2 separate regions of the Homo sapiens genome follow, and region 1 is linked to region 2. A link is an interaction called in ENCODE POLR2A ChIA-PET data of the cell type or tissue named here. Cell type or tissue: PC-9. All regions are shown on one strand.

The links. ChIA-PET counts read pairs that join two places held together with the same protein. Peaks named below come from ENCODE experiments on the same cell type or tissue, not always from the same donor. Only the 100,000 strongest peaks of a DNase experiment are listed, where the experiment ranks them.
Region 1: POLR2A ChIA-PET joins it to region 2 with 7 read pairs; 2 of 35 experiments call an interaction of 5 or more read pairs at or near these places.

Annotation. Positions count from the first base shown.
Region 1 is chr14:63,788,328-63,793,327 of GRCh38, reverse strand. It overlaps a transcript of SYNE2 not described here and the pseudogene HMGN2P14. Among named protein-coding and RNA genes, the nearest start is that of SYNE2, 62 kb to the left of the region's middle. In PC-9, no CTCF peak of the experiment used is centred here; no DNase peak of the experiment used is centred here.
Region 2 is chr14:64,250,988-64,255,987 of GRCh38, reverse strand. The region is part of intron 6 of ESR2 (estrogen receptor 2); the gene reads left to right. Among named protein-coding and RNA genes, the nearest start is that of ESR2, 41 kb to the left of the region's middle. In PC-9, no CTCF peak of the experiment used is centred here; a DNase peak (open chromatin) is centred at 2,127.

The DNA of each region.
Region 1 (5,000 bases), 460 kb after region 2:
TCAAAAGTTGTCTGGGCTTAAGGGAGTTAAGTCTGTTCAGAAGGTGGGAAGGCAGAAGTGGACATAAAGATGAATTTGTTTTTCCATACCTTAAGACATTTGTGCCAAGGTGGCTGTGTGTGTCAACATCAGGAAATTCCTCCTCCTGGGAGCCAAGAGGAAGTCTCTCAAATCTAAAAGAGAAAGCTGTTTTGCCCACATCAATCCAGCTTTGGGGACATTCTATTAGTGACATAATGTGCCTCTTCTCCAAAAAACAACAATGAAGTGTTCTGTGTGCTAATAATATAGCTTTAAAAAAAGTATGATAATATTCTACATTTTTGTGAAACTTGATAAAAAATAATATTTCAGGCTGGTGCAGTGGCTCAGCCTGTAATCCAGCACTTGGGAGGTGGATGCGAGAGGATCCCTTGAGCCCAGGAGTTCAAGACCAGCCTGGGCAACATAGTGAGACCCCATCTCTACAAAAAATAAAAAATTATCTGGGCATGGTAGCACGCACTTGTAGTCCTAGCTACTTGGGAGGCTGAGGTGGGACGATCAGGTGATCACGATCACTTGAGCCTGGGAGGTTGAGGCTGCAGTGAGCTCTGATTGTGCCACTCACTCCAACCTTGGCGAGAGAGCAAGACCCTGTCTCTAAAAAACAAACAAACAAACAAACAAACAAATAAATAAAACATCCCTCTCTTCAATAGTAACTTCTAAAAAAATCTTAAAGTCTATTTTATCTGATATAAATATAGTTATTCCAGCTCTTTTTTTCTTTGGAGACAGAGTTTTGCTCTGTCACCCAGGCTGAAGTGCAGTGGCACAATCTTCACTCACTGCAACCTCCACCTCCTGGGTTCAAGTGATTCTTATGCCTCAGCCTCCCGAGTAGCTGGGATTGCAGGTGCACATCACCACGCCAGCCTAATGTTTTGTATTTTTAGTAGAGATGGGGTTTCGCCATGTTCATCATGTTGGCCAAGCTGGTCTTGAACTCCTGACCCCAAGTGATCCACCTGTCTCAGCATCCCAAATTGTTGGGATTACAGGTGACTCCAGCTCTTAAGATGATTTTTCCCATAGTTTTACATTTACATTATATCTTTGAATCTAAAGAGTATCTCTTATGGACAGCATGTAATTGAACCCTATTTATTTATCTGATAATCTCTGCTTTTAATTGGAGTGTTTAATTCATGTACATTTAATGTAATTACTCGTATGGTTGGATTTATGCCTGTCATTTTCCTATTTGTTTCTATTGTGTTTCATGTCATTTTTGTTCCTCTGTGCCAATGTTACTGCCTTCTTTTGCATTAAACAAATATCTTTCAATGTATTCTTTTAATTCCTTTGTTCATTTTTAAGTTTTGTTTTTGTTTTTTTTTTTGAGACGGAGTCTCGCTCTTTCACCCAGGCTGGAGTGCGGTGGCGCGATCTCACTCACTACAAGCTCCGCCTCCTGGGTTCACACCATTCCCCTGCCTCAGCCTCCTGAGTAGCTGGGACTACAGGCACCTGCCACCACGCCCGGCTAATTTTTTTGTATTTTTTAGTAGAGACGATGTTTCACCATGTTAGCCAGGATGGTCTCAATCTCCTGACCTCATGATCCTCCCACCTCAGCCTCCCAAAGTGCTGGGATTACAGGTATGAGCCACCACGTCCAGCCTTAAGTTTTTATTTGAGTAATTTTCTTACCAATTGCTATAGGGATTGCAGTATGCTTCTTTATCACAGTTACTTCAGGCTAATGCTAACTAGTTCTGGTAAAAATATAGCAAATTTGCTATGATATACTTCCATTTTCTCATCTCTTCTAAAGTAAAGAGAAAAATTGAGATATTTATAGGCATAAAATGTAATAGGGAAGTGACAGAAGAGACAACAAGCACCAGATCATAAAGGACTTTATATACCATGCTAAGTCAATGGAGGAGGGAGTTGACAGGACAGTAAATTATTTTAAATTATAAGGAAATGTTGTTACATTTGCATTTCAGTTAGACCTTTCTAACAGTAATGAGGAGGATCAATTTCAAGGAGGCGGGATTGGGCCAATCAGAATCACTCTGGCTGGACACTGGTTCATGCCTGTAATCCTAACACTTTGGGAGGCCGAGACAGGCAGATCACCTGAGGTCAGAAGTTCAAGACCAGCCTGGACAACATGGTGAAACCCTGACTCTACTAAAAATACAAAAATTAGCTAGCTGGGTGTGGTGGCAGGCATTTGTAATCCCACTTACTTGGGAGGCTGAGGCATGAGAATCACTTGAACCTGGGAGGCAGAGTTTGCAGTGAGCCCAGATAATGCCATTGCACTCCAGCCTGGGCGACAGCGAGACTCTGTCTAAAAAAAAAAAATTCTTCTGGTAGCTATAATCTTCAGACATAGGAATCAGGGGTAGTTATTATTTCTGTTCTGTACTGTGTTTCTATACATGATTTTCTCCTGTCTCTAGACAGGAGAGTTTGCAAAGAACCCAGTGAGAATGAAGTTTCCATTAGGAGGAAAATAAGTGGCATAATAAAGTTATTATATCTTTGTGTTGTTCTTTGAAAAATTGTGGCAATTCTTTCTGCACAGAGCCAGACACCTCTGCAAAATGTTGAATAATATTCAATAGAACTGTGTGATCCTTCTACTGACCTTTCATTTATCCAACAGCCTCTCCTATTCACACCACTCCCTCATCACTCATTGATAAGAAACTACTGTATACCTTGGAAATGCTCCTCTACAAGGTGTTCTTCAGTTTCTCTCAAACTTTGCCACCAAATGGAGACAGCTGTATTGTTTTTTCTGATTACAAAAGTAAAAGGTATTCTTTATGGAAAAAAACAGTAATGGAAGTCAGAAATATACATGGCGGAGGGGTAAACTTTGAGCCCACAACAAACTCAGATATACAAAACATACAGCACTCCTTCTTTCTTTCTTTTTCTTTCTTTCCTTCCTTCTTTCTTTTCTTCTTTCCTTCCTTTTTCTTTTTTTGAGACAGGGTCTTGCTCTGTCACCCAGGCTGCATTGCAGTGGTACAATCACAGCTCCCTGTAGCCTCCTCCTCCTCCCCAGGCTCAGGTGATCCCCCCACCTGAACCTCCTGAGTAGCTGGGACTACAGGTGCATGCCACCATACCCAGCTGTTTTGTATTTTTTTGTAGGGATGGGGTTTTGCCATGTTGCCCGAGGCTGGTCTGGAACTCCTGGGCTCAATTAATTGGCCCACCTTGGGCTTCCAAATTGCTGAGCAATTTCCGGCCAATCCCTTAATTTCTACCACTGACTTAAACTTCCTCTTGAGCTCTCATTCTACAGAGGGAGGGTGGAAGTGGAATAGGAATGTAATGCAGCCAATTAAAGGTATCTCAGTTTCTTTCTAGTTCAATGTCTCATTTCAGGTGAATGTATTCAGGCAGTCCTCCAGGATCCACTCCTGAATTTTCAAACTCCCCTACAATTTTTTCATCTCTACACTCACTTTTTATATTCCCAATCTGTCTTTGGTGAGGTCTCCTTAGTTTAGGTTCTACTTCTTCTTCTTTTTTTTTTTTTGAGACAAGTCTCACTGTCGCCCAGGCTGGAGTGCAGTGGCACGATCTCAGCTCATTGCAACCTCCACTTCCCTGGTTCAAGCGATTCTCCTGCCTTGGCCTCCAGAGTAGCTGGGATTACAGTGCCACCAACCTGGTTAATTTTTGTATTTTTAGTTAAGAGACAGGATTTCGCCATGTTGGTAAGGCTAGTCTTGAACTCCTGACCTCAGGTGATCTGCCTGCCTTGGCCTCCCAAAGTGCTAGGATGGCAGGTCTGAGCCACTGCGCCCGGCCAGATTCTACTTCTGATAAATCAAATACAAGATGGGAAATGGGAATATTTTCAGGCGTGCAAAGAATGAAAAAGCAAACAAAATGAAACAAAATTCCTTCGTATCTTTACTAGGAATTTACTAGAGATATGCTCTTCTGAAACAAAAATATAACCAAAAAATGAAAATGACATAGGACACAGGAAACAGGAGATCTAGGATAAGCACCAGGATAGTGAAGGGAGTTCCCCAGTTGACAGCTGTCACCAGGCACTGAGAGCAAACCTGTTCAGTTGGAGCAGATCATAGGCACCAAGAGGGATTTCTTTAGATGATGAAACCAGTGAAATATTTGATGCATCAGAACCTCTTGAAAGGAGATTTAGACAAATTGGCAAAGGGTTTGGGGTAATGAAAACTAAGAAAATTAACATAATGTTCTCTAGTTTTATCCATGTTGCTGCAAATAACAGAAATCCATTCTTTCTTATAGCTAAATAATATTCCATTGTGTATATATACACCACATTTTCTTTATCTATTTATCTGTTGATGGACACTTGGGTTGACTACACATCTTGGCTACTGTGAACAGTGCTGCAATAAACATGGGAGTGCAGATATCTCTTTGATACACTTATTTCCTTTCTTTTGGGTATATACGCAGCAGCGGAATTGCTGGATCATATGCTAGTTCTATTTTTAGTTCTGGGGGAAACTCCATATTGTTTTACATAGTGGCTGTACTAATTTACATTCCTCATCAGTGTACGAACATTATGTTAAGTGAAATAAGCCAGGCAGTGGGGAGGTGCGGCTGGGGCTGCATGCTCCGTGGAGGCAGCGGGACGCCGGGACAGGCAGGAACCCCCCTCCTTCTGAGTTAAGGCGGGAGCTTCCTGGGTGCCGCTGCAGCCGTCCAAACCGTGCCTGTAGACCTGGGCCTCCTGCTCCATGGAGCAGGCAGGAGCCCCGCTCTCCTGGACAGGCTGTAGCCACCCAAGTTGTGGCTGCAGATCCGAGCCTCCCTGTGCTCTTGTGTGGGCCGGGAGCAGGCAGGATCCCTGCCCTGCCCTCCCGGGTGCAGCTGCAGCTGCCTGACCCACTGCTGCAGACCCAGGCCTCCTGCTCCAAGGAGCCGGTGATAAGCAGAAGCTCTGCCCCTTCTGAGTTGGCAGGGCGAGAACTCCCTGG
Region 2 (5,000 bases):
GCCCCAAGGTATCAGTCCCCATTCTGCCTTTTGTCATGGTTGACAATGTTATTAAAAGAGCACTGTTCTGCATAATGGTGTTTTGATAGAGAACAGATCCTCTGAGAAGAGCTGGAGGACTGATGTGACTTGAACAGGAGCAAGCCCAGGTGGTAAACCATGGAGGGAGGCTCTGGAAGACCAGAGAAGTTCAGGGCACAAGACCCTTCAGTAACAAACAAAATAGTTAACCTATTGGCTTGTATGTGCTTGGCAGCACCTTATGCATTTAACTTATGTCAACACATTTAATCTTCACAATCTTCCTGCCCCCTTTGAGGGAGTAGGATCCATTATTATCTCTATCATTCAGATATTGGAAATGGGAGATTGAGAAACCTGCTTACAGGTAGGATAATAGGTGGTGGAGCTGGACTTGGGGGGTTGCCAAATGGCAAACTAACTCTCTACTTTATTCTACCTGTTGTTATGGGTGACAATGTTGACAAAGAGCACATTCTGCAGAACAGAGATGTTTTGGTAGAGAACAGCCCTGTTTTACTTGTAACACACTGCAGAAACCCACTCTCCCCACTGTCATCTCAGGGTACCATGTCGCAAGGCAGGCTGAAAAGCCAAGCACCTAGCCAAGCCATTGCTCTCATTCATTCATTGTATTCTGCTTGGTGTTTTAACTGGGGCCAAATATACATATGTATAAATATACACATATAATTTTCCTTGAAGTTAGTCCTAGGAACACATTCCATCCCTTGACAAATAATTTGCAGACTTTAGGATTATTTTATCTTTTGTCTTGATTTCTAAATTGATGCCAAATTTAGTGTTTATTTTTGGTGACTATTTCATTCCTGGTTTTTAGTACAATTAACTCTCCACTCTCCCATTTCTCTGTATGCGTTCTTTAATTCCTGTAATTGTGTGTATACATTACTATAAGTGGACACAAATCCTGGAAAAATATTAGGCCTACCTTTTAGTTAATAGAAGAAAAGTTATTTTTCTTACAAATTATTTCTAATAGACTTACACTGCCTTTATAACTTAAGTGAAAGTATTATGTTGTAAAACATAAATCTAGTATATTTGATTGAGTATAGAAGAGGAATTCTTGGGAATTGTAAATGCATTCATGTTGAGCAGGCATTTTTTTTTTTTTTTGGAATGACTACTGGTGTTTATTTGTTGTTGCAATTTCTAGTAGTTTTTGTTTGTTTGTTTTTTGTTTTTGAGATGGAGTCTCGCTCTGTCACCCAGGCTGGAATACGATGGCATGATCTCAGCTCACTGCAATCTCCGCCTCCCAAGCTCAAGTGATTCTTGTGCCTCAGCCTCCTGAGTAGGTGGGATTACAGGCATGTGCCACTACGGCTGGCCAATTTTTGTATTTTTTTTTTTTTTTTAGTGGAGACGGGGTTTTACCATGTTGGCCAAGCTGGTCTCGAGGTCCTGACTTCAAGTGATCCCCCAGCCTCAGCCTCCCAAATTGTTGGGATTACAGACGTGAGTCACCACGCCCAGCCTACAGTCTCTAGTATTTTTAACACATTAACTTTCTGAAGTCTGGAACTTGAAGTCTAAGATAGTTCAGTTACTTAGTCCTCTCTTATACAAATGAATATACTTTTATGTAATAGGTATATTTGTAGAGGAGTTGCTCATTCAAAAAGTCAGGAGTCATGCTCCATAAAGACTTCTATTACGACTCTTTTTTGCAAAGTGAAGGGAATCTTCACACCATTTGAAAATAACTGTCTTCTGCTGGATTGTCCTAGCAGAGCTTCTTCAAGTGGTAATATGGCTGAATAAACAGTGAATACAACTAACAGTTGCCCATTTGTGGATACTGAAACTATAATTTCTGTTTCCCTTTATTCTTGTTGAGGTGTCCACAACAAGAAAACTTGTGTCTACTGAGGATGAGAGGAAAATCTCATTACTTCAGCTTATTTCTAAGCATTTAGTTTTTCTTTTACTAACCACTAAATTCATCATAAATTCACGTGAAGATCTAAAGAACCTGACTGTCTAATTGCTCAAAAAAAAGTCACATATGCAAAGACATTTTTGTGTCCTTAGTATCAACAGGCAACTGACTAATGTTAAATTATTAGTCAGAGGAAGTTTGTATCTGGCTTGGATCCCATTGTGGACATTTGCAGATAGGTCCGTGGAATTGTATATGTATAAATGTCTTGAGTTTACATTCACATTAGTTATTTGTATGCTAAATTCCTTCAAGATAACCACCGAATTTTCAATTCCCAATTCTAAGCCTTAAACACTCCCTGCCATTGCCATACACACAGAGGTAAACCATGGTCTGTACCCAGGTGTGTGCTGCGAGCAGAGATATATATATATATATACACACACATACATACACACACACACACACACACACACACACACACACACACACACACAAATAGTGTACCCCTAAGGGAGGCCCACTCATTCAACATTTTGTTGTTGTATTAAACAATATTCTTCTTTAGGCCAGGCACGGTGGCTCACGCCTGTAATCCCAGCACTTGGGGAGACTGAGATGGGTGGATCACCTGAGGTCAGGAGTTCGAGACAAGCCTGAGCAACATGATGAAACCCCTTCTTTACTAAAAATACAAAAATTAGCTGGGTGTGGTGGCAGGCGCCTGTAATCCCAGCTACTTGGGAAGCTGAGGCAGGAGAATTGCTTGAACCCAGGAAGTGGAGGTTGCAGTGAGCCAAGATCACGTCATTGCACTCCAGCTGGGGCGACAGAGCAAGACTCCATCTTAAAAAAAATAAAAAATAAAAAGCAATATTCTTATTTTATAAAGAGTGATTATTGGCCGGGCTCGGTTGCTCACACCTGTAGTCCCAGCACTTTGGGAGGCTGAGGTGAGTGGATCACTTGAGGTCAGGAGTTCAAGACCAGCCTGGCCAACATGGTGAAACCCCTTCTCTACTAAAAATGCAAAAATTAGCCAGGCATAGTGGTGTGTGCCTGTAATCCCAGCTACATGGGAGGCTGAGGCAGGAGAATCACTTGAACCTAGGAGGAGGAGGTTGCAGAGAGCAGAGATCATGCCACTGCACTCCAGTCTGGGCATCGGGGTGAGACCCTGTCTCAAAAAAAAAAAGTGATTGTCAAGTAATAAATTTGATATGGTTTGGCTCTGTGTCCCCAGCAAATCTCATCTGAAATTGTAATCTCCACGTGTCAAGGGAGGGATCTGGTGGGAGTGATTGGATCATGGGGATGGTTTCCCCCATGCTGTTCTCATGAGAGTGAGTGAGTTCTCACAGGAGCTTATGCTTTAAAAGTGTTTGGCAGCTCCCGGCTGTCTTGCTCAGTCACTCGCTCTCCTGCCTCCATGTAAGATGTGCCTTGGTTTCCCTTTGCTCTCTGCCATGATTGTAAGTTTCCTGAGGCCTCCCCAGCCATGCAGAACTGTGAGTCAGTTAAACCTTTTTTCTTCATAGATTACCCAGTCTCAGATAGTGCTTTATAGCAATGTGAAAATGGACTAATACAAAGATATTCCATGTTATTACTGATTTTATTTAGTAGTTTATGGACAGATAGTGTGCAAAAATAAATTTCCTGAGTAGGTCAGTTTGGTTGATACATTGTTTCAATATTTTAACATTCAAATCATATGCCCTGTTTTTGTTTTTGTTTTTTTTTTTTTAGAGACGGTCCCGCTCTGTGGCCCAGGCTGGAGTGCAGTGGTGCCATCACGGCTCACTGCAACCTTGGGCTCCTGGCCTCAAGTGATCTTTTGCTTCAGCCCCCTGAGGAACTGGGACTATAGGTGTATGCTACCATGCCTGGTTTATTATTATTTTGTAGAGACAAGGTCTTGCTACATCGCCCAGGCTGGTCTAGAACTCTTGGCCTCAAGTGATCCTCCCACTTTGGCCTCCCCAAAGCACGAGGATTACAGACATGGGCCACTTTACCCAGCCAGCCCTGTCTTTAATTCAACTCTTTTAACCCTGTCCTAATTTCTTACTCATAATTCAGTTTCAATCTAAAATTATAAAATAAATAAAATAGATGTCATTAATTTAGAGTCTTTACTAACTTTGTTCTGTGTAACTCATCTGAAAGACCTTTACTGGGCTGTCATTTACGATGTCTTATACTTTATTGCCTCTTCATTTCTCATTTATTTTGTTGAAATGTATTTGGTTTCTGCAGACTGTGGAGTGAATAAAAATATTCTAACTTTGCCACCCCTTGAATGAAATGGTTGACTGTCACACCTGCTTAAAAAGAAAGCAATCAGACCTAGTTCTTTAGACTTTGTTTAGAAATTAACTTTCTCCATGAGTTATGTATGGTCTGATTACTGTGAGGGACAGCCTTTATCAGGGTTTAAAATACCTCAGTATGCCAACCCTCCTCCCATTTTTGGAACATAAATTTGCAGTGAAAATGGCATATATTTTAATGAGGAAATGATACCAATTTCAATATTGAGGAACTAAGGCACAGGTACTTCTGGAAAATAGGATTGATTTCAGGTGGGTTCCCTTACCATACCACTTGGGGAGGGGTGTGTGTGAGTGTGTGTGTGTGTGTGTATGTATTGTGCATGTGTGTATAATCCCACATCAGCACAGAAGAATAAAGAGATAATCAAATATCAATGCAGGAGTTGGTGGGTTTTTTTGTTTTTTTTTTTTTTTGCCCCATAGAGATATTTTCAAACTAGCTTTCCTTAGTATCAAATGTCCCCAAGTCCAACAGTTACAATTTCCAATAATTAATTGTCCGCAGGCAAGGTGATTCAGGTGTTTTTTGTGTTATCTCTGTGCAGGGCTTGTGTTGTCCTTACTGGATGCCTGCATCAGGTTGCCTGGGAGAGCCTAGAGCTGGGGAGGTGGAAAGATGAGGCTTCCTGTAGATTTGGCACTCTTTGCCCAGTGCTCTGGATTCTCTAAGACGGCCTTTTCCTATGAGTGACTTCCAGGGGGCACTGGTGTTTTGTCACTTAACCTGTGTACTT